2 separate regions of the Homo sapiens genome follow, and region 1 is linked to region 2. Evidence: read pairs that join two places in POLR2A ChIA-PET (ENCODE). Cell type or tissue: GM12878. All regions are shown on one strand. Links, peaks and the distances in the headings refer to the core of each region. The heading gives the core; the rest is flanking DNA.

Evidence for each region. Peaks named below come from ENCODE experiments on the same cell type or tissue, not always from the same donor. Only the 100,000 strongest peaks of a DNase experiment are listed, where the experiment ranks them.
Region 1: POLR2A ChIA-PET joins it to region 2 with 8 read pairs; 2 of 35 experiments call an interaction of 5 or more read pairs at or near these places.

The regions. Positions count from the first base shown.
Region 1 is chr7:139,581,534-139,592,801 of GRCh38, forward strand. HIPK2 (homeodomain interacting protein kinase 2) reads right to left here. Exons shown (of 15, transcript NM_022740.5): 13 at 2,284-2,531. It overlaps LOC105375530 (a long non-coding RNA gene), which reads left to right and starts at 4,000. Exons shown (of 4, transcript XR_001745383.2): 1 at 4,000-4,085; 2 at 10,694-10,812. In GM12878, for the core only: no CTCF peak of the experiment used is centred there; no DNase peak of the experiment used is centred there.
Region 2 is chr7:139,792,997-139,804,264 of GRCh38, forward strand. It overlaps a transcript of TBXAS1 not described here. Among named protein-coding and RNA genes, the nearest start is that of HIPK2, 21 kb to the left of the region's middle. In GM12878, for the core only: no CTCF peak of the experiment used is centred there; a DNase peak (open chromatin) is centred at 5,455.

The sequences.
Region 1 (11,268 bases), core at 1,131-9,130, 210 kb before region 2:
GAGCCACAGGAGGGGGTGAGTATGGCGGGGAAACAGCAGTGCATATCCTGGCCTAAGAGGGCTGGGGGAGCGCTGAACTCTCCCATGCTCTGGGTGCTGTAGCTGGGGGAGCTGTTAACTGGCTGTACCTTGGCCTGTATGCATCACTGGGCTCCAGGGAGCTGAGGAAGGCTGCTTTCCCGACTTTTCCAAGCCTAGGTGGGTTCTACAGCTAAAGGTGTGTATCGGTATTGAACGCCACTGGCTGGGGAAGGGCAGGCACCAGACGAGGAATGCCCCTGCTCGTGAGGGCACAGGCAGCACTCCCGCATATGGTATGAGTTCAGTCTGCAGCTTCGAGGTTTGCACAAACATATATTTAAGGAACTTAAATAATGATACAAGACAAATTCTATCCTTTGCAAATATTTAAACTTAAAAATGTGTGCTGCATATACCCTTAAACAATATTTAAAGGATAGCTGAGCTGAAAAGTATGCAGCTCTCTTTAAGGAATCCTGGCTCCCGGGAATGACTTCGGGTGCCTCCCAGGGCCCTTTGGTTACTGCTAGAGAATGTTGCTTCCTGGCAGGGTTTCCACCAAAACATTTGCCCGGGTGGAAAAAGATGGTTTTTGGAGAGAGATGTCCTTGTAGCCTTGTGGAAGGGACAGCTTCATTTTCTTTTCCTCACAGAGATGCCTAATTTTGGGAGGGCTCCAGCCTGCTTCTCTGGCCCCAGGTCACCAGACCCTAGCAGCAAGTACAGCCTGGCCCCTGTCAACCAGAATGCTCGCCCTGGCATGTGGCACTGCTGTGGCTCTATTTTTCCTGAAGGTAAGGTCTCCTTCTTCCGAGAGAGCACAGCGCGAGCTGCGTGCTGCTTGTGTGTCTTTCTCGCTGTAGGCACCACGACCCCCTGCCCCCAGGCCCACAGGAGCGCTGGCTCTGATGTCAAAGCTGCTTGGAGGCTGCATCGTCATGACGGTACTGTTGGGGACAGACCAGGACTTGCAAAAGGAGACGTTTTAGCAGGGTGCTGAGAAGCTGCATTTCACAAGCATTTCTTCAGAGGAAAGGTAGCTGGGGTAACTCCAAAGTCAGGGAAAAAGAGCTTCGCCGCAAATGTCGGAAAGGGTGATGCTGCCTTGGGTTAGGAAGTAGGTGGCGGGGAGCGCAAGCCTGTGGCTGTCACCATCTCCCCTTTAGGCAGAGCCTCTCAGCAAAAGGGGCCCCATCCCAGGCAATGCCATGAGCTCTTGGGAGAGCGTGCCAGGGCTCTGACCCTCACCGTGCAGGCTGGCCTGAGGCACTGGGCTGGAAAAGCCCTAATGACCCCATCCTGCCTCTACGCTTCATCCTCAGTGGCAGCCCCTGAATGGGGCCTGCGCCCACTGGGTCTCACATGTGGTCACCACCCAGGAAGAGTCCCCAGTTTCCTGTAGCGACCTCAGGTGACAGACATGAGGTCCTCCTGAGAAGTAACAGCTTCTCACATCTAGACAAAAGCTTCCTGGCGTTCCCTTTCCTTCCCTTTTCAGTTATGCCGCCACGCAGGTGCAGGCTGGCTTGGGTGTGGTTTGTGGCGGAATAGCGGGACGCGCAGACTTCTTCTGGTTTAGTCCCCACATTCTTCCACTGTGAGCATGAGCAAGGGAAACGCTAAATAGATGCTACAAAATCTACAGTGAGCCACTGAGTTTATTCAGAAGGTTACGTTCTCAGCCTTTATTCCAGGGCCCAATTTTCAAGACAAGCCTTCGCGGGACAGGAGGAGTCCTCTGAAGATAGCAGTGCATGAGCAGAGAAACACACATGGCTTGGTCTCGCCGCCCAGCAGCTGATTCCGAGGAGGGGCTGAGAGGGGCCAATTTCACCCTTCCCTAGCAAGACTCGGAGGAGGTTCTTCCTACACAAGAAGCCCATCTGACCACCAGGGCTTCCTGGCAGAGAGTGGTGCTAGATGTCAGCCAGGAACTCCCCAGACCAGGTATTCTTCCAGGCTCAGGCATAAAGAACCAGGAGGCTTTTATTTTCTATTAATCAACCTAGTTGGAAGCAGAGCCATTGTAAAGGCAGAGAGGTATTGATTACAGGATTAAAGAAGGAAAACGCTGCTTATACAATGTGCTGTTCAGCAGAAGCCTCCCCTGGATACTTGAATAAAATCCTCGGTAAGGGTCGCCTGCAGTCACTGGGCACTTTCTATTGTACTAGCTCCCATACAGCAACATTTCTAGCAGCAGAAAAGCAGGAAAACCACTCTCCAGGGAGAGGTTCCTGCCCTGTCCTGGCCCCAAATTACCTGGCACCAGGCTATCACACTCCACCAATACTTCGCTGGCCTGGGTTTTCAGGGGTGGCACGATGATGGTTCGGGGGTTCCCCGTGCAGTGATTCTCCAGGCTCCCCTTGGTGTCAAAGGCATTGGCATTGTTGTGCCCAGCACGCTGCTGCACGGAGTAGGGGCTGGTGTTGCTGGAGGAGTCGGAGTAGGGGGAGTCGTGGACTGTGACACAGCTGATGACGTTTTTTCTTTGCTTGGAGACAGTGCTGAAAATGCAAAGGGAGAAGTCAGAGGTGGGAGAAGGCCGTGAGGTGAGACACCCAACTAGCACTTCATGCCCTGGGGCAGGGGAGGGAGGCAGAGGGGAGAGGGCAGGAACAGGGCTTTTGCCCTCCCTAACCCCCATAGGGAGACTGGGCATGCAAAAGTCCCCTGTGTAGCCGGCAGCAGGGGGACATGTGAAGACATGGAGAAGGGGCTGGTGCTGGACCCACAGGGGCTTCTGGAAACTAGGGAGTGAGATGCTTCCGGGCTGGCCTGGGCTCTTCCTGTGCAGCAGAGCTCAGCAGAGCTGCAGGGGAGGCACCTGCAGCCCAGAGCTGGGTACAACCCCCGTGGGCCTGCCAGAATGGGACATCTGAGCAAGGAGAGAACCAGCAAGAACCCAGCAACCTGGGGACCTGGGTTAGGAGTAAACCTCGCTGGGAGAAGAATGTCATAAGCTTAGGTTTGGTGCCTGCGGCCTGGCAAAGCTTATGCAGGAGGGAGCAGAATGTCCAATGGGATGCAGCGTGAGGCTCTGAGGGGGCTGCATGCACACAGCACAGTGCAGACATGCTGCAGAGAACGCAGAGCTAGAGTTGACACCCTCTGCCTCTCCTTACTTTGAGTGTGCTCTGTGGGCTGTGTGCAGGCCACTACGACCTCTGCAGTCCCCTTTTCAGGAGCCAGGCTCACCTGCAGCTTTTCCACTGCCTGGGCCAAGGGATCGGGGGAGATGGTATTGCACCGGGGCCTGGTGGGAAGGCCCCTGCCAGGTTGATGCTGTGTGAAAGCCACTCTGAAGCCCTGGCCTTCATCTTATATGTGGAACTTCATACAATAGGGAGGCACTGGCTTTGGATAGCTCTTGGCCGGCATGTTTGTTCAGAGATATTTAAGTTAGTGTGGTTACTTTGGGAACTACTTCTGTTTGTCTTCAAACTCAGTGAGAGGCTGCTGGCATGATGGATGTGAAATTTATTGTTTATTGTGTGCTTATTTAAGACTTTAAAATGAATGTGCATCTATTTTTATATATTGATCATTTATTTTTAAGAAATAAAAATTGCCTAGGCAACTGGTCAGTTTCCAGCTAATTGGATGAGAGAAGCAGCTGGTATTTACGGAGCCTCATAGAGTCACAGCCACCTCCCGGGTATCTTGTTTGAGGCCACACAGCCAGGCCAGGCTCTTCCCATGATGGATCTCCACCACCCTAGAGGCAGCAGGGAAGTGGGCAAATTCCAGAGCCCACAGCAGCCAGGCAGGAGGGACAGAAGCAGAGCCTGTCTGCTGAGCTACAGAAGGCTGGGGGATCTGGGGGGTGCAGTCCCCAGGAGGCGCTGGCCCTGCTCCCCAACGCCCAGCGCTCCTGACATCTAGGCTGGATAATTCTTCCAGTGGCTGGACACTGTCCTCTCTGGTTCAGGGTGCCTAACCGTGTTCGTGGGTGAGAACACGAACCTTGGAGTCAGCTGTCTAACTTCGGCATGTGCTGGTGACAGGGCGGTGGGCAGCTATTTAACCTCTCAGTGATTCAGTGGCCTCATCAGTAAAAGGTAGGTAATAATTGTACCTATATCATAGGCTTGTTTTGAGAACTAAGTGAGAAAATACAAGTGCTTTCAATGATACACAACACATGGTAAGTATTCCATAATAGCTGCTATTCTTCTTCTTCTTACAAGTTGTGTTACCTTAGTTAACATGTGAAAACAGGTTTGCAAAAAACTTATTTAGGCAAAGAGAATTCTATCAGGGTAAGGACTTGCTGGAAAAGTTTCCTTTTTTCTAGTTTATGAATAAACCAGAAGATTGAAATCAAAGAAAATTAAAACTCATGATATCTCGGAGATCTACGCGGGGTACTACAGGGAATACCTATACAAAGAAATATGTGTCTCTGCCCTCGAGGAGATTAAAATCTCAGTGGAGGACTGTATAACAACATGACAAGTTAAATAGTAAAAGCTTTAAAATAACCAGTTAGAGAGAATAATGGATGTCACAAAGCCTCCGTGATTAACTGTCAGATGAATCGTACAGATGATAATTGTTAAGAACTCAGAAGAAGGTGAGGAATGAATTGGTTGCATATATTTATGGCTCTTCATGTTAACTTAAAGTAGATAAATTTTAATTAATAAAGACCCACACCTCCCAGTTATGACAGTTTAAATGTGAAATGTCCATATGCTTGTTCCTCAAAAAGCTAAACACAGAGTTACCCTATAGCAATTCCATTCCTAAGTACATTCTCAAAGGATTGGAAACAGGTACTCAGATACATGTAAGCCAATGTTCACTGCAGCACTATTCAAAATACCAAGAGGTAGAAACGACCCGAGTGTCCATCAGCTGGTGAATGAATAGAAAATATGGTGTATCCATACAGTGGAATACTATTCAGTCATGAAAATGAATGAATGCTGGGAGGGGTGGCTCATGCCTGTAATCTCGGTGCTTTGGGAGGCTGAGGTGGGAGGATTGCTTGAGGCTGGGGGTTCAAGACCAGCCTGGGCAACACAGTAAGAGCCAATCTCTACAAACAATTAAAAAAATAAGCAAAGTATGGTGGTGCATGCCTGTAGTCCCAGCTGTTTGGGAGGCTGAGGTGGGAGCCCAGGAGTTTGAGGCTGCAGTGAGCTATGATCACACCACTGCACTCCAGCCTGGGTGTCAGAGTGAAACCCTGTCTCCAAAAAAAAAAAGTTCTGATACATGCTACAATATGGATGAACCTCGAAAATATTAAATGAAATAAACCAGACACAAAAGGACAAATAGTTTGTTTGAGTCTACATATATGAAATATCTAGAACAGGCAAATTCATACAGACAGAAAATACATTAGAGGTTACCAGAGGTTGGGGGCTAGGGGAGAGGAGAGTGGGAAGTTACTGATTAATGGTATAGTTTTTGGTTGGGGTAGTGGAAAAGTTCTGAAAATAGATAACGGTGATGGCTATACAGCATTATGAATATAATTAATGTCACTGAATTTACACTTAAAAATGGTTGAAATGGCAAATTTTATATTTTACCACAATTAAAAATTAACAGACTAAAACCACTGAATTGTACACATTCAACGGGTGAACTATACAGTACAGTACATGAATTCTATCTCCATCAAAAACAAAGTCCAGGCTGGGTGAGGTGGCTCATACCTGTAATCCCAGCACTTTGGGAGGCCGAGGTGGGTGGATCACCTGAGGTCACAAGTTTGAGATCAGCCTGACCAACATGGTGAAAATCCGTCTCTACTAAAAATACCAAAAATTAGCCGGGAGTGGTGGTGGGGCCTGCAATCCCAGCTACTCAGAGCCTGAGGCAGTAGAATCGCTTGAACCCAGGAGGTGGAGTTTGCAGTGAGCCAAGATTGCACCATTGTACTCCAGCCTGGGCGACAGAGCAAGACTGTGTCTCAAAAAAAAAAAAAAAAAAAAAAAAAGCAAAAGAGATTCAGAGTCTTGGGCACTTCGCCGCTGTACATCAGGGCTCAGTAGAGACACCCAGAGGGTGGGAGGGCACTGAGATCCAGTACAAGAATTACAAAGTGGAAGCTAGGTGCGGTAGCTCACCCCTGTAATCCCAGCGCTTGAGGCCAGAAGTTTGAGAGCAGCCTGGGCAACACAGTGAGATCCCACCTCTACAAAAATAAAAACATTAGCTAGGCATGGTGGTGTGCACCTATAGTCCTAGCTGCTCGGGAGACTGAGGCAGGAAGATGGCTTGAGCCCAGGAGTTTGAGGCTGCAGTGAGCTGTGGTCGTGTCACTGCACTCCAGTGTGGGTGACAAAGAGACCTACACTCTAAAGAAAATAAATAAATAAATAAAAATAGTTAGGTACGGTGGCTGACACCTGTAATTAGCACTTGGGGAGGTCAAGGCAGGCAGATCATTTGAGGCTAGGAGTTTAAGACCAGCCTGGCCAACATGATGAAACCTTGTCTCTACTAAAAATAAGAAATCTGCTGGGTGCAGTGGCTCACACCTGTAATCCCAGAACTTTGGGAGGCCGAGGTGGGCGGATCACTTGAGGTCAGGAGTTCGACACCAGCCTGGCCAACATTGCAAAACCCCGTCTCTACTAAAAATACAAAAATTAGCCAGGCGTGGTGGTGTGCACCTGTAATCCCAGCTACTAGGGAGGCTGAGGCAGGAGAATCACTTGAACCCGGGAGGTGGAGGTTACAGTGAGCAGAGATCACACCACCACACTCTAGCCTGGGTGACAGAGTGAGACTCTGCCCCCACACCGCGCTGGCCCCCTGCTGAAAAAAAAAAACAAAAAAACAAAAAACAATCCTGGGTGTGGTGGCACATGACTGTAATCCTAGCTTCTTGGGAGGCTGAGGTGGGAGAATTGCTTGAACCCAGGAGGTGAGGTTGTAGTGAGCTGAGATCACACCACTACAATCCAGTCGGGGTGACACAGCCAGACTGTCTTAAAAAAAAAAAAAAAAGATTGCTGTCTACCAATAACAACAAAAAAGAATATCTCGAAATATTTTATAAATATAAATTAAGCAAAAAAAGGAAGTGGGACTCTAGGAGGTCTCTGAGCTAGGAGGTAGGGAGGAGGGATCTGAAAGCAGGGAGATGCTGGAGGCTGAGGACGAGGAGGGAGCAGGAGGGAAGGAGAGCTGCCTTAAGAAGACAAGGGCAGAGAAACCTGCAGCTGTCTTCTGGGATGAATGCGGGGGAGTAAAGGGAAACAACTGGTCTGCTGCAGTCTCTTGTGTAATAAGGGAACTCCTCCCACCTCACACTGTTTCGAAGTACTCTGAGGGCCAGGGGAAGAGCTGGGAGCCATGACTGGGAGCAGCTGCTGGCTCCCGAGGGGAGGTGAGGAGATGGCGCTGCCCTGCCCTTCACTCTCAGCTTCGGGCACAGCTACTCCTGAATGATGAACATGCCTCTGGTCATCTCATGAAACGCAGACATGTTCTGTTGCAGGTGCCCATTCTGTGGGTGGAGGACCCCAGGTGAGGATGGAGGCTGACTCCCAAATGTGTCCTGGGAGCTGGCACTGCAGTCCTAGCTCTGCTGTTCCTTTACTGGTGTGGCTCTGGACAGTGGCCTGGATAACCTGTAACATCCATCCAGCTCCAATCTGCTCTGAAATTCATTGAGAGAGATTACTCATGGCATTAAAGGAGCCATTATGAGGATCTCTGAAAGATTCCTAGAGACATTCTAAAATAGGAATGGTCTAGCCCTAATCTGGAGAGGAAAGAGATCCTTTTAGCAGATGTACCTTACCTATAGACCCAGATCTGGCCAGTTCTTGCTGATCATATCTTCCTTAGGATCTGAGTAGTTTAGAAAATGAGCATTTAAAAAAAAAAAAAACAACAAAAAGACAAAAACACACACTAATTTTGGCAAAACTGTAATCTGCCCTCGAGTAAAATTCAAATTGGGCATATTTGGAGCTCTTCACTCAAATGTGGAAATTGTGGAGAAGCTTCAGCTTAATATGAATAAGAATTTTCTAACAACTAGAACTATCTCAAGACACAACAGCCACTTCATGAGTCACTGAGCTTCTTGTCACTGAAGAATGGCTTTCTGGCATGAGTCTTGTGAGAGCTGACAGCTTGGCGTGGGTGACCTGTGAGAACTGAGGGCCATCTCCTTGATGGAAACCCAACAGGTAGTGAGCCTCCCACTGAAGAGACTGAAGAATCTGCATGTCAGTGTCTAATTATCTACAAGGAGTGTGGGATAAAACCTTTATAAACTCTTCCCAGGTCCCATCCCTTTGTTGTAGCTGGGGAGCCCCTGGCTTAATGAGCAAATATGTACGGCACAGCTTGATGCTGATTTGCCTACCTTTTTGGATTTACAAGTGACACATTTATTTGCAGAAGGTGAATTCATTTGCTAGCTGTTTTTCATCTCTTCCATTGTTAGAAAGCTCTGCGCTCTACCTGAACACACTATGCAGATTAGAGAACTAATGGGAAGCTGTTAAATGAGTCACTTTAGAAATGAGCACACATTTCAGATGACTACGGCAGATTCTTTAGGCTCGTATCTATCGATACTACTGGGATTCATTCCATGATTGCGTCTAGTTATTATTGACAGCTTATCAATCCCATTATGAGTTGGTTAATGCAAGTGAGAGAGATAGCGATAGGGGCAGAGTGAGAAATATTTGCTGAAATGGCCTTGGAAGAACATCACTTCTGAATAAAGAACAAAGCTGTCAGAGTTCACAATTGCATTATGTTGTCATGGCAATAGATAATTTTCATCATTTCAAAATGATGAAAATAAATAAGGAGCTAAAAAGTAAAGAAATCCCTAAAGGAGAAAGCACTGGCAGAAGATCAGATATAACCTGTGACCCCTTCCCTGTAGGGTCTTATCTGGAATGTGTCTCTGATTTCTATTTGCTAATCTGAGTCAATTTCATCCTTCAAGACCAGGGTCAAAACTCATCTCCTCCAATAACTTCTTTTACCCTTCTGATTTCATAGTCAATGCTATGTGTTCTATTACTATGATGCTGATTATTAAGTACAGGTAACATTTATTGGATGCATACTAACTACAGCTTAAAGTGCTTTATATGTTTATCTCCTTTAATCATCATGGCAAGATGATGTGGTAAAGAATATGACTACTTTTGGCTGGGCACAGTGGCTCACGCTGGTAATTCCAGTGTGCCTCCAGACCAGTATGCTCCTTCCTGATAGCTGCTGACTTAGAGTCATTAGAGAGAAAAAAAAAATCTTCATTTTAATATGGCACATACATTCCATTCAAATTATTATTATTATTTTTAGAGACAGGGTCTCACTCTGTCATCCAGACTGCAGTATCGTGTTATGAGCATAGCTCATTGCAGCCTCGAACTCCTGGGCGGAAGCAATCCTCCCATCTCAGCTTCCCAAGTAGCTGGGACTACAGGCACGTACCACTGTGCCTGGGGAATTTAAAAAAATTTTTTGTAGAGACAGGGTCTTGCTATATTGCCCAGGTTGGTCTCAAACTCTTGGCCTCAAGTGATCCTGGCACCTTGGCCTCCCCAAGTGCTGGGATTCCAGGTGTGAGCCACCATGCCTGGCTCCTCCTTTCAAATTGTATTATCTGCATATTTATGTCTATGTCTATGTCTACACGTGTGTGTATATAAATACACATATATCACCCTTAAGATCATTTTTACATGACTACTTTCTAGAGAAATCAGAAACAGGGTCGCAGAAGTAGCCATGAGTAGTCACCTCGTCCTTGTCCCATCAGATGCAGCGGAAGGAAGTGTTTGCTCTCCTTCCATCTTCTTCTGAAGTCCAGTCTCTCTCTTCCCAACTGGCCTGGGAGTTTTGACTCATCTTTCCTCATCACCTTCAGTCTATCCACTGAGCACCGCTCTGCCCTATGGTATCCAACCCTCTGCCACCCCTCTTCCTCCTTCTTCCCTGTGGAAAGCAAGGAGCAAACCAGGAAGCTGTGGCATATCAGTGACAGCTTTGTAATGTGACAGCAGCTGGGGACAGTAGGGTGAAGTGTCTCTTCTTCAAAATACACCCCTGAGCCACTCTACTCAGCCCACTGGAGTGTCTTAAATGGAGCCCTGTAAAGAGGGTGTGGCGAAGTCAGCTGGACAAAAGATCCTACCATCACCTCTTGAGATGAGTCACATGACTGAAATATTTTTCAACTGGGGATGTATTGTACTCAAAATGGAGAGACACCAAAGTTCCTTCAAATGGCACTGTGTGTCTGGGTTCCTTTGTTCCTTCACTCAAGCCTGATTCCCACGTCTCCATGAGCATGGCAGGAGGCTGGCTGTAGCAGCTTCTCAACCAATGGCAGGATGGAGCAAGCTACATGGTTATAGGTAGCAATGGAGGCTAATCCCACTTTGGGCTTTTTGCCCATGCAATAATAAATGAGTGTGTGTGGTTTTTGCTCCCTCTGTTAAGTGGATGTTAATTTTTCAGGCCAAAGTAATTTGAGCTGCAGTTTATCAGTTTTCTAACCTTGCTTTATCTATAATGATTTCTCTAGACTTTCAACTTAGTATAAACAAGGAAAACATTTCGGGTCAAATTTTTTTTATATATAAACATGTTAAGAGTGAGCTAAGTAACTGTTTTTATATCTAAAATACTGAATGATATTTATGAATCAATTTTCTTAAAGTTTTCATTTTTGGTAACGTCGGCTGAAACAGTGGCTGCTTACACAGGCACAGTGAAGTGCAGCCTGCAGGAGACACTTGATGACCTAAGCAGAACAACCCACCTACCAGAAATATCCAGGTAACTGAATGAGTGAATGCGTGAATGAATAATGGAGCTGGACAAAATCATTTCTATATGATCAGTTGATGTGAACCACTTTGGTTTACACACTTAAAAAATTACTCTCGGCCAGGCATGGAGGCTCACACCTGTAATCCCAGCACTTTGGGAGGCCAAGGCAGGAGAACTGCTTGAGCCTGGGAGTTCAAGACCAGCCTGGGCAACATAGTGAGACACTGTCTCTAGTTCTTACAAAAATAAAAAAAGAAATTACCCTCATGACTAAAGGTTGTATGCTACAGCCTTTACAAGACCATTTCAACACAAGGTAAAGATAGCAGGGGGGTCTGGATCAGGAGACGTGGATCAAGAGAGTCCAGGAGAGAAAAGATGGCTTGTTCAGTATGTGTAGACAATTAAATGCTTTTCTAATCGAAATTGTCTATAAATATTTAAAAGAAGACCAGTTCTACT
Region 2 (11,268 bases), core at 2,162-10,161:
TGTTCAGACCAGGTCACCAGTTTTTAGATATGTAATTGAATGGTTATCTACTATGGGAATGGTATAAACTAAAAATATTATAAAACATCTCTCTAGAAATCCTGTGTCATTAATACAATTTAAAAAGTACTAACTGGGCCAGGTGCAGTGGGTCACACCTGTAATCCCAGCACTTTGGGGAAGGCTGTGGCGGGCAGAGCACTTGAGGTCAGGAGTTCAAGACCAGCCTGGCCAACATAGTGAAACCTTGTCTCTACTAAAAGTACAAAAAAATTTAGCTGGACATGGTGGCGCACTCTTGTAGTCCCAGCTACTCAAGAGGCCAAGCCAGGAGAATCACTTGAAGCTGGGAGGTGGAGGTTGCAGTGAGCCAAGATCCACCACTGCACTCCAGCCTGGATGACAGAGCGAGAATCCATTAAAAAAAAAAAGTATTTATTGAACACCTACTCTGTGCCAAACACCGTTTTACTGAGTGGCAAACAACAGTGAACACCTTTGTAGTGAAAGGCAAGACAGAGACCCAGAAAAAACAAACAAGGGAGTGTAGTTTGTGATACTGGGGCCAAATGAAAGACTCTTGTTATAAATTTGATGGACTTTTAGGGGATGGGAAGATCACAATCTGCTGAAAGAGTCAAAGAAAGCTTACATGTTGAGCCAGGCATTTAGGGATGGATTTGATTTACAAAAGCAGAGAGGAAAAGGAAACATATTTCATATGAGATTGAATAGCATAATAATGAAAACATTTACAAAGTGCTTTACAGTTTGCAGAGCATTTTCGCATTCATGATTCAGAGTGAAAATAAGCCAAGCTTTTCAGAGCCAAGTGTTGAGACCAATCTGACTTAGTAGAAAGTAATCATTCCTTCTTACCTCTCTCTCCTGTCTTCCCTTTCCTGATCAGGGTTCACGGTTTCATATTGACTTCTTAATCCAAAGCCCTTTTATAGGGGATTTCTTCTACAAAGAAGTGGCAAAGAGAATGAGAAGGCTGCATTTCTTAAAGAAAATGCATCTTAATGCTTGTATGGGTGTGTGTATGGTGCACGTGCATGTATATGTGTTTGCTAACAGTTGGCACAAGACACTTTCTTTTTTTTTTTTGGTCTGTTTATTTGAGATGGAGTTTCACTCTGCTGCCCAGGCTGGAGTGCAGTGGCATGATCTCGGCTCGCTGCAACCTCTGCCTCCCGGGTTTAAGCAATTCTCCTACCTCAGCTCCCAAGTAGCTAGGATTACAGGCATGCACCACCATGCTGGCTAATTTTTGTATTTTCAGTAGAGATGAGGTTTCACCATGTTGGCCAGGCTGGTCTCAAACTCCTGACCTCAAGCAATCCATCTACCTTGGCCTCCCAAAGTGCTGGTATTACAGGCATCAGCCACCACACCCAGCCAACACTTTCTATATGGGATGAACAAGACATTTTGTGCTTTATAATCCCAGTGTAGATATCTTCTGGACTTTGAAGAACTTCCCTTTTCTAGCCAATCTTCTGTCTTCTCCCTTTCTTTTTTTTTTTTATTATACTTTAAGTTTTAAGGTACATGTGCACATTGTGCAGGTTAGTTACATATGTATACATGTGCCATGCTGATGCACTGCACCCACTAACTCGTCATCTAGCATTAGGTATGTCTCCCAATGCTATCCCTCCCCCCTCCCCCCACCCCACAACAGTCCCCAGAGTGTGATATTCCCCTTCCTGTGTCCATGTGATCTCATTGTTCAATTCCCACCTATGAGTGAGAATATGCGGTGTTTGGTTTTTTGTTCTTGTGATAGTTTACTGAGAATGATGTTTTCCAGTTTCATCCATGTCCCTACAAAGGACATGAACTCATCATTTTTTATGGCTGCATAGTATTCCATGGTGTATATGTGCCACATTTTCTTAATCCAGTCTATCATTGTTGGACATTTGTGTTGGTTCCAAGTCTTTGCTATTGTGAATAATGCCGCAATAAACATACGTGTGCATGTGTCTTTATAGCAGCATGATTTATAGTCCTTTGGGTATATACCCAGTAATGGGATGGCTGGGTCAAATGGTATTTCCAGTTCTAGATCCCTGAGGAATCGCCACACTGACTTCCACAATGGTTGAACTAGTTTACAGTCCCACCAACAGTGTAAAAGTGTTCCTATTTCTCCACATCCTCTCCAGCACCTGTTGTTTCCTGACTTTTTAATGATTGCCATTCTAACTGGTGTGAGATGGTATCTCATTGTGGTTTTGATTTGCATTTCTCTGATGGCCAGTGATGATGAGCATTTTTTCATGTGTTTTTTGGCTGCATAAATGTCTCCTTTTGAGAAGTGTCTGTTCATGTCCTTCGCCCACTTTTTGATGGGGTTGTTTGTTTTTTTCTTGTAAATTTGTTTGAGTTCATTGTAGATTCTGGATATTAGCCCTTTGTCAGATGAGTAGGTTGCGAAAATTTTCTCCCATTTTGTAGGTTGCCTGTTCACTCTGATGGTAGTTTCTTTTGCTGTGCAGAAGCTCTTTAGTTTAATTAGATCCCATTTGTCAATTTTGTCTTTTGTTGCCATTGCTTTTGGTGTTTTAGACATGAAGTCCTTGCCCATGCCTATGTCCTGAATGGTAATGCCTAGGTTTTCTTCTAGGGTTTTTATGGTTTTAGGTCTAACGTTTAAGTCTTTAATCCATCTTGAATTGATTTTTGTATAAGGTGTAAGGAAGGGATCCAGTTTCAGCTTTCCCTTTCTTAACTCAAAGTAGACCTGTTCCTCCTCACTGTTTCACCACCCCGCCTCCCTTTCACACCTCTCCTGGTTCTGTCCACTCCTCTGCCTACGTAACCAGGCCCTACTACCACCCTTCTGTTTTCAGGCCAAGCCCTACCTCCTTCACAAGCTCTTCTCCAGTTACAAATGCAACTGATTATCATTTGCACCCCTCTTCATCTCTGCAGTAGTTCTTAATTTCGTGGGGGGCATATTATATACCCTTAAGAATGTGATGAATGCCTTGGACCCTGGACACATATACACAAAAAATATGTGTCTAATCTCAGGGGATCATGTTCCCCTGAAAACATTGCTTTTCTAGATCACATTTGTTTAGAACAAACCATATACTTCACTGCCTTAAAATATACTTTTATATCATTTTGCCTAATATATATCTTCATAATTAGACTAACCTTGAGGAGAAAGCTGTTGTAGAATTTTTTGGTATCCTCATAGAACTTGGTTAAATGTAGAGCACATAGCGGTATTTAATGGAAAAGGAATGAATAAACCAACTAGGGTTCATCTATGCAATGGCATAGCATTCAGTGATAAAAATAAGCTATCAAGCCACAGAAAGACATGGAGGGGCCTTAAATGCATACTGCACTGTGAAACAAGCCAATCCAAAAAGGCTGCATACTGTGTGATTCCAACTATGATATTCTGGCATAGGCAAGACTATGGAGACATGAAGAAGACAGTGGTTTCCCAGGATCTGGGGGAGACAGAGGGGATGAACACGTGGAGCACAGATGATTTTCAGGCCAGTGAAACTATCCTGTCTGGTACTGCAATGGTGGATGCATGTCATTAAACATTTGTCAAAACTCATAAAATGTACAACACAAAGAGTGAACCTTGATGTAAACTATGGTCTTGAGTTAATGATAACATATCAATATTGGCTCATTGATTGTCATAAATGTACCACATTAATGTAAGATGTTAATGATAGAGGAAACTGGAAGGAGGGCCAGGTTTATATGGAAATGCTGTTTTCTGCTCATTTTTCTAAAAATGTAAAACAGCTCTTAAAAAATAAAGTCTATTAATCTAAAAAAAGAAGAGAAGTTTCCGATTTTGGCTGCAGCCTCTAATGACCATTGGGATAAAGAAGAGGCAATGCCTTAATACAATGCATGTATTTTAACTTTTTGAAAATTGTATCCGTCATTGTTAAGCTCAGTTAAACTTGCGCTTGACATGTCGACACAATGTCCATTTTTAAATGAACTAACAGAATTGGTAAGATATGCTCTCATGATAGAGACTCAGCCAATTCTAATGTCAATGAAAGGCTCCACATTTAATGTACACGTTTCAACATGAAGAAAATCCATTAAAATATAATTAGCGAGTTTTACACATAAATAGAAAGAAGGCCTACCTAGACCTTGCTGCCATTTAAAAGAGTTCTTTCTTCTTTGTCTGTTTTTGTATTTTTCACAGAAGCTTTGAGGAAGAGCCATAACTACCTGGAGCAGAATGATTATTTGGAGCCACAGAAAATCATTTTAGGGAGCAGTGGGTCCAGGTTCAGTGTTGTGTGTTCAACTCGGAAAGAACACAGTTGGGTGGCTGACCGGGTTACTTCTCCCCTGTGGCTCTGCTTGCATTGGTCATTGAGGTCAGGCAGGGGTTTGGCCACAGTGTTAGCCATTGGCCCTGCATTGATCCTCACATAGTAACATCTTGTTTGGTTATTAAAGTGACTGAATTGTTGGAATGAAGCATTGCAAAGTCTTGTTATTCCATCCATCTTCACAAAGACTATAAACTAACTTCACCATGTAGTGACTCAGCTGGTTGGCTAGAAAGTACCTTGTAAGATGGCCTATTCTGCCAACATTTCCTATCCCAAACAAATCTCCCAACTCTCACCAACTCTTTACATTCCTGTGTAGTCTTTAGGGTGAGGGGCTGGGAGTGGGATGGAGGAAAAGGTAGACGAATGAAGTAAAGGGTCAGTGCACAGGCAGTAAGTACTGCTGACCACTGTAATGTCCACTCACAGCTGAGATACAGTGTTCAAACTTCCCTCAAAAAAGCCACACTGCCCTCAGAGTGACTCCTTGGACCCCAGCCATGGATCTGGCCACAGCATTCATTTGATTCCATGCATTACCTCCTTGAATAATTATAAAAATTATGTTTTCCAAATAGAACAAAGAGATGCTTCCTGAAATTCTTCTCCTTGGAACACTCATGATATGCATTCAAAGTGCTTAGCCTGGGGGTCGCCATTGTGTACACACAATAAATCTTAGTGTATCAAGAATTCAGGCAGTCATGAAGCTCAAATGACAAGAATTTTTATTTTTATTTTTTTTAACAGACAGAAGTCAGGGAGGGCAGTCATTGCTTAGACAATGAGATTCAAGCAAGTGCTGTTCTAAATCTCTGAGCTCTGTAGGGGAGAAGATGGATGAAGCAGGCAGCTTGAAGAGGGAGACACGCCAGCCAGAAGGAAAAGAAAGAAGCCGGTGAAGCAGGAAGAGAAGAAAACACGAAAGGGTAGGAAGATGAGAAATGGATGCCAAGGAGAGGGAGAAAGAGATTGTCAGCAAGGGAGGCGAACCGAGGAGAAAACAGGGAGATTCCCGCATGGGTGGAGCCAAGTTTCCACTGTGCTGTGAGCAGAGGAAGCCAGGTGTATTGTTCCTGAAACTACGTTATTAACTGCCTAACATATGGCTCACAAGGTACACGTGGAAGCGAGAGCAGGAAACAAAATGCAAGTCAGCTGGGCTAACGCTGAAAAATAGTGATCTGTGTCAGTTTTGAGAAGTGTGAGAATAGAAACCTTCTATGCAGGAGATCAGCATCTTTGTCTGTTTCCTACACCGAGGCTCAAAGAGAACATTTGCTCCCAAACCATGGTAGTTCTGTTTCAGATAAAGTTGTCTCATACCAACCATAATTCATGTTCCTGATCGTGACCCTGAAGCACAAGAACCCAAGGAAGCTTCGGAATTTTCAAAGAAAAATGAATTACGTAGAGTGGTGTGACCAGCAAATGCAGTTTGAATTTTAAGTGTGTATTCTAATTTTTTAGAAGATTCTGATTCCGTGTGTGAAAGATTGAATTACCCTCCATTTTCTAGGATGTGGCCCATTTGCCAGCCAGTCTGGACCTCAGATCTTAGTTCTGGTTCTGTAACTTCAGTTGCCTGCCAGACATTTCCATCTGGGAGCCCTGTCCTCACTCTGAAACATTCTCAGAACCAGCCTCCTTCTCCACCTGCCGTCAGACATTAGCACCATTCCTCTCCCATTGTCACCTTTGATTGTCTCTTCTTTACTTCCATACACTGCTTTTTTTTTTTTTTTTTTCCGACAGTCTCACTCTGCCACCCAGAGTATAGTGGTGCAATCCCTGGTCACTGCAGCTTCCACTTCCTGGGCTCAAGCAGTCCTCTCACCTTAGCCTCCCGAGAAGCTGACACCACAGGTGCACGCCATCAAGCCCAGCTAATTTTTTTTTTTTTTGAGACAGTCTCACTTTGTTGCCCAGGCTGGAGTGTAGTGGCACAATCTCGGCTCACTGCAAACTCTGCTTCCCGGGTTCAAGCAATTCTCCTGCCTCAGCCTCCCCCAAGTAGCTGGGACTATAGGCGCACGCTGCCATGCTGGCTAATTTTTTGTATTCTAGTAGAGATGGGGTTTCAGCGTGTTGCCCAGGTTGGTCTTGAACTTCTGAGCTCAGGCAATCTGCCTGCCTCGGCCTCCCAAGTGCTAGGACTACACCATGCCTGGCCTAATTTTTAAATTTTTTTGTAGAGATGGGTTTTTGTCATGTTGCTCAGGCTAGTCTTGAACTTCTGAGCTCAAAAGATACACCCCCCTTTGGCTTCCCAAAGTGCTGGAATTACAGGCATGAGCCACCACGCCCAGCCCAATATGCTGCCAAATTTTTCTTCAAATGATTTCCTAGTTCCTTCCTTGCCATTCTTGCTGCCCTGAATTAAGCCCAGGTCCTCATTTATTGGCTTCCCACTTGACTCCTTCTATTTTAGCCAGCACACATGTTGTAGAACAACTTCCTTAATGTGGCTTTCACTTGGCTTCTGACTCAGAGTGTATGAGGTCTCCTAATTTCCTAGGGCAGTAGGCCTGGCCCTACCCCACAAGCCTCATTACCGTTTTATCTGCCCATATCCCATCACCCTCTATCCACATCTTGTTATCCAGTGGAGAGTTTCCACTTCTAGGTTCCAAGCCAGAAATGTGTGGATCATTCTGTCTTCCCTCACTTCCTTAAACAACCCGTCGGCAAGTCCCACAGACTGGATCTCCAGAGTTTCCCTGTAGCTCTTTTCTCCATGCTCACCACCCTAGTTTAGGGCAATGCCACCCTTTATTGAGACTCTGGAAGAACCTCCTGACAGTTCCTGCTCCCCTCTGGCCCCGTCAATCCATTTTCTACACAGTGGCCCAGAATGTTTAAAAATGCAAATCAGGTTGTATCATGCCTCCAGTGGCTTCTCATTGCACCTAGGGTAAAATCCAAGATCCTTATAGTAGCTTCCAAGGTCCTGCATGGCTTATCCTCTCCCTCCCTCCTCGAAGACCTCAATGCACCTGACTGAACTGATCTCAGCACGTTTCCACCTCTGGCCAGGCTCTCTACCTAATGACCCTCCTCCCTGCTTTTTGATCCATTCCACCTCTCATCTCCTAGGTCTTGGCTTAAATATCTTCAGAGAAGCCCTTCTGGACTTCCTTCAGTAGTGTCATTCCCACTTCCCGCCACTATTCTTATTACCTGTTTATTTCCTTCATACCTTTTTATCATTTGCAATGATTGTGTTTGTTTCCTCATCTTTTTTCTGCCTCCCCCAGACCTGAAGCTCCGAAAGACCCCGGAGTGTTTGTCTTGTTAACCATCGTTTCTCCAGCTGTCCACGCAATGGTCAATATGTTAGCTATTATAATTACTATTTTAATATTACTGTTTCTTGATGATTTCAGACTCTTTGGATAGAATATTCTCCCTTCTATCTGAGAGTGTTTGTGACCTTCTCATATTTCCTCATGTCCTCTGGAATCCTGACCTAAATTTTTAGTCTTTTCCTATCAGTTATCAATTGCTTACTTGTTGTTTTCATGTTTAAAAACTCATTCAACTCCATCCAAACTTTCTTCTTCTTCTTACAAAATAGTTTATAGCTAACTATATTTCCTTACTCTCATTTGTTCCTTCCCTGTATTCAGTGTCTCCCCATCAATATCTTTTATTACTCCAGAATAATTTCAGAAACAGTTTGAGACAGTTTTAAAAATAATGCCGCTGGCATTTTACTAGGGATGACATTAACCTTATCAGTTAGTTTGAGGGAAATCAGTATCTTTGCAATATCAAAACTCTTCCTAATCAAGGACAGACCACATTTTTCCATTTATGTGTTTTTAAATAAAATAATGTTTTCTTTGTATTGGCTTTTTAACATTATTGTTAAATTCCCCTTCAACATTTAACTGTTTCACTACAATATGTCTAAATCTAGGTCTGTTTTTTATTAATTTGGGCTAACATATGATGAGCTTTGATCTACAAATGCAGGTCTTGCTTCAACTTAAAAATATTTTCTTTTCTAATATCTTTAAATAGCTCTTCTGTTCTTTTTTTCTCTCTCCTTCAAAACTAGATTTCTATCACCTGTCTTTCTATGTCTAGACCTTGTTTCTGATAGTTTTGATCTCTTTGTCCTTTTTTTTTCTTTTTTGTGAGGCAGGTTCTTGCTCTGTCACCCAGGCTGGTGTGCAGTGGCACAACTCAGCTCACTGCAACCTCTGCCTCCCAGGCTCAAACAATCCTTCTACCTCAGCCTCCCAAGTAGCTGGGACCACAGGCACTTGCTACCATGCCCAGCTAATCTTTGTCCTTTTCTTTTGCATTACAGAATACAGTCCTATGCTTAGCTTTCTTTTCACTGATTGAATTATCTTCCATTGCCAGTTGTAACCACTGTGGTTGCTAAGTTTATTTACAATTCTTCCATGTCATTATTATTATTATTTGATACAGAGTCTCCTTTTGTCACCCAGGCTAGAGTGCAGTGGCCTGATATCTGCTCTCTGCAACCTCTGCCTCCCAGGTTCAAGCGATTCTTCTGCCTCAGCCTCCCAAGTAGGTGGGACTACAGATGCACGCCACTGTGTCTGGCTAATTTTTGTATTTTTAGTAGAGATGGGGTTTTACCACATTGGCCAGGTTGGTCTCAAACTCCTGACCTCAGATGATCCACCCACCTTGGCCTCCCAAAGTGCTGGGATTACAGGTGTGAGCCACCACGTCCAGTCACATTATTTTCTTAACTGTGTCAACTCTCTCATATCACTTTGTTGGCTTATCTCATTCTTACCTTTTATTTCATGGAGTCTGAGATTTTTATCTGTCCCTCCATCAAATGTAGTTTAAATATTGTTTTAAGTGTTGTTCAAATGTATTTCCATTTTCTACAGTAACATTTTTTCTTTAAAATATTCAATTTTAACACTTCTTGAGTGCTACGTGTATCCATTTTCTCGTTACAGAATAGTTGCATAGGTTACACGTGATATAGTTTGGCTGCATCCCTAACCAAATCTCATCTTGAACTGTAGCTCCCATAATCCCTACATGTTGTTGGAGGGACCCAGTGGGAGGTCATTGAATCATGGGGGTGTGTTTTTTCCATTCTGTTCTCGTGATAGTGAATAAGTCTCTAGAGATCTGATGGTTTTATAAAGGCCAGTTCCCGGCTGTTCGCAGTGGCTCATGCCTGTAATTCCAGCACTTTGGGAGGCTGAAGTGGGTAGATTACCTGAGGTTAGGAGTTCAAGACCAACCTGGCCAACATGGTGAAGCCCCATGTCTGCTGAAAATACAAAAATTAGCTGGGTGTGGTGGCGTGTGCCTGTAATCACAGCTACTCCAGAGGCTGAGGCAGGAGAATCACTTGAACCTAGGAGGTGGAGTTGCAGTGAGCTGAGATCACTCCACTGCACTCCAGTCTGGGTGACAGAGTGAGACTTGGTCTCAAAAGAAAAGAAGAAGAAGAAGAGGAAGAGGAAGAAGAAAGAAGAAAGAAGAAGGTGGTGGCAGTTCCCCTGCACATGCTCTCTTGCCTGCTGCCATGTAAGATGTGCTCCTCCTTTGCCCTCTGCCATGATTGTGATGCCTCCCCAGCCATGTGGAACTGTGAGTCCAATAAACCTCTTTTTCTTTACAAATTACCCAGTCTCTGGTATTTCTTCATAGCAGTATGAAAATGAACTAAACAGTAAATTGGTACTGGTAAAGTGGGGTACTGCTGTAAATATACCTGAAAATGTGGAAGTGACTTTGGAACTGGGTAACAGACAGAGGTTGGAACAGTTTGGAAGGCTCAGACGAAGACAGGAAAATATGAGAAAGTTTGGAACTTCCTAGAGACTTGTTGAATGGCTTTGACTAAAATGCTGATAGTGATATGGACAATAAAGTACAGGCTGAGGTGGTCTCAGACGGAGATGAGGAACTTGTTGGGAACTGGAGCAAAGGTGACTCTTGTTATGCTTTGGCAAATAGACTGGCAGCATTTTGCCCCTGCCCTAGAGATCTGTGGAACTTTGAACTTGAGAGAGACGATTTAGGGTATGTGGTGGAAGAAATTTCTAAGCAGAAAAGTATTCAAGAGGAAGCAGAGCATGAAAGTTTGGAAAATTTTCAGCCTGATGATGCAATAGAAAAGAAAAACCCATTTTCTGGAGAGAAATTCAAGCCTGCTGCAGAAATTTGCATAAGTAAGGAGCCCAATGTTAGTCACCAAGACAATGGGGAAAATGTCTCCAGGGTATGTCAGAGACCTTTGCAGCAGCCCCTCCCCTCACAGGCCCAGAGGTCTAGGGGGAAAAAATGGTTTCCTGGGCCAGGCCCAGGCCCCCACTGTGTGCAGCCTAGGAACTTGGTGCTGTGAGTCCCAGCCACTCCAGCTGTGGCTAAAAGGGGCCAAGGTACCACTTGGACTTGTGGCTTCAGAGGGTGCAAGTCCCAAATCTTAGCAGCTTTTACATGGTTTGAGCCTGCAGGTGCAAAAAAGTCAAGAATTGAGGTTGGGGAACCTCCACTTAGATTTCAGAGGATGAATGGAAATGTCTGGATGTCCAGGTGGAAGTTTGCTGCAGGAGCAGAGCTCTCATGGAGAACCTCTGCTAGGGCAGTGCAGAAAAGAAATGTGGGTTTGGAACCCCCACATGGAGTCCCCTCTAGGGCACTGCCTAGTGGAGCTGTGAGAAGAAGGCCACCATCCTCCAGACCCCAGAATGGTAGATCCACTGACAGCCTGCACCATACACCAGGAAAAGCTGCAGACACTCAACTGGGAAAGCAGCCAGAAGGGGGGCTATACCCAGCAAAGCCACAGAGGCAGAGCTGCCCAGGGCTGTGGGAGCCCAAGCTTGTGTCAGCATGCCCTGGATGTGAGACATGGAGTAAAAGGAGATCATTTTGTAACTTTAAGGTTTAATGATTGCCCTATTGG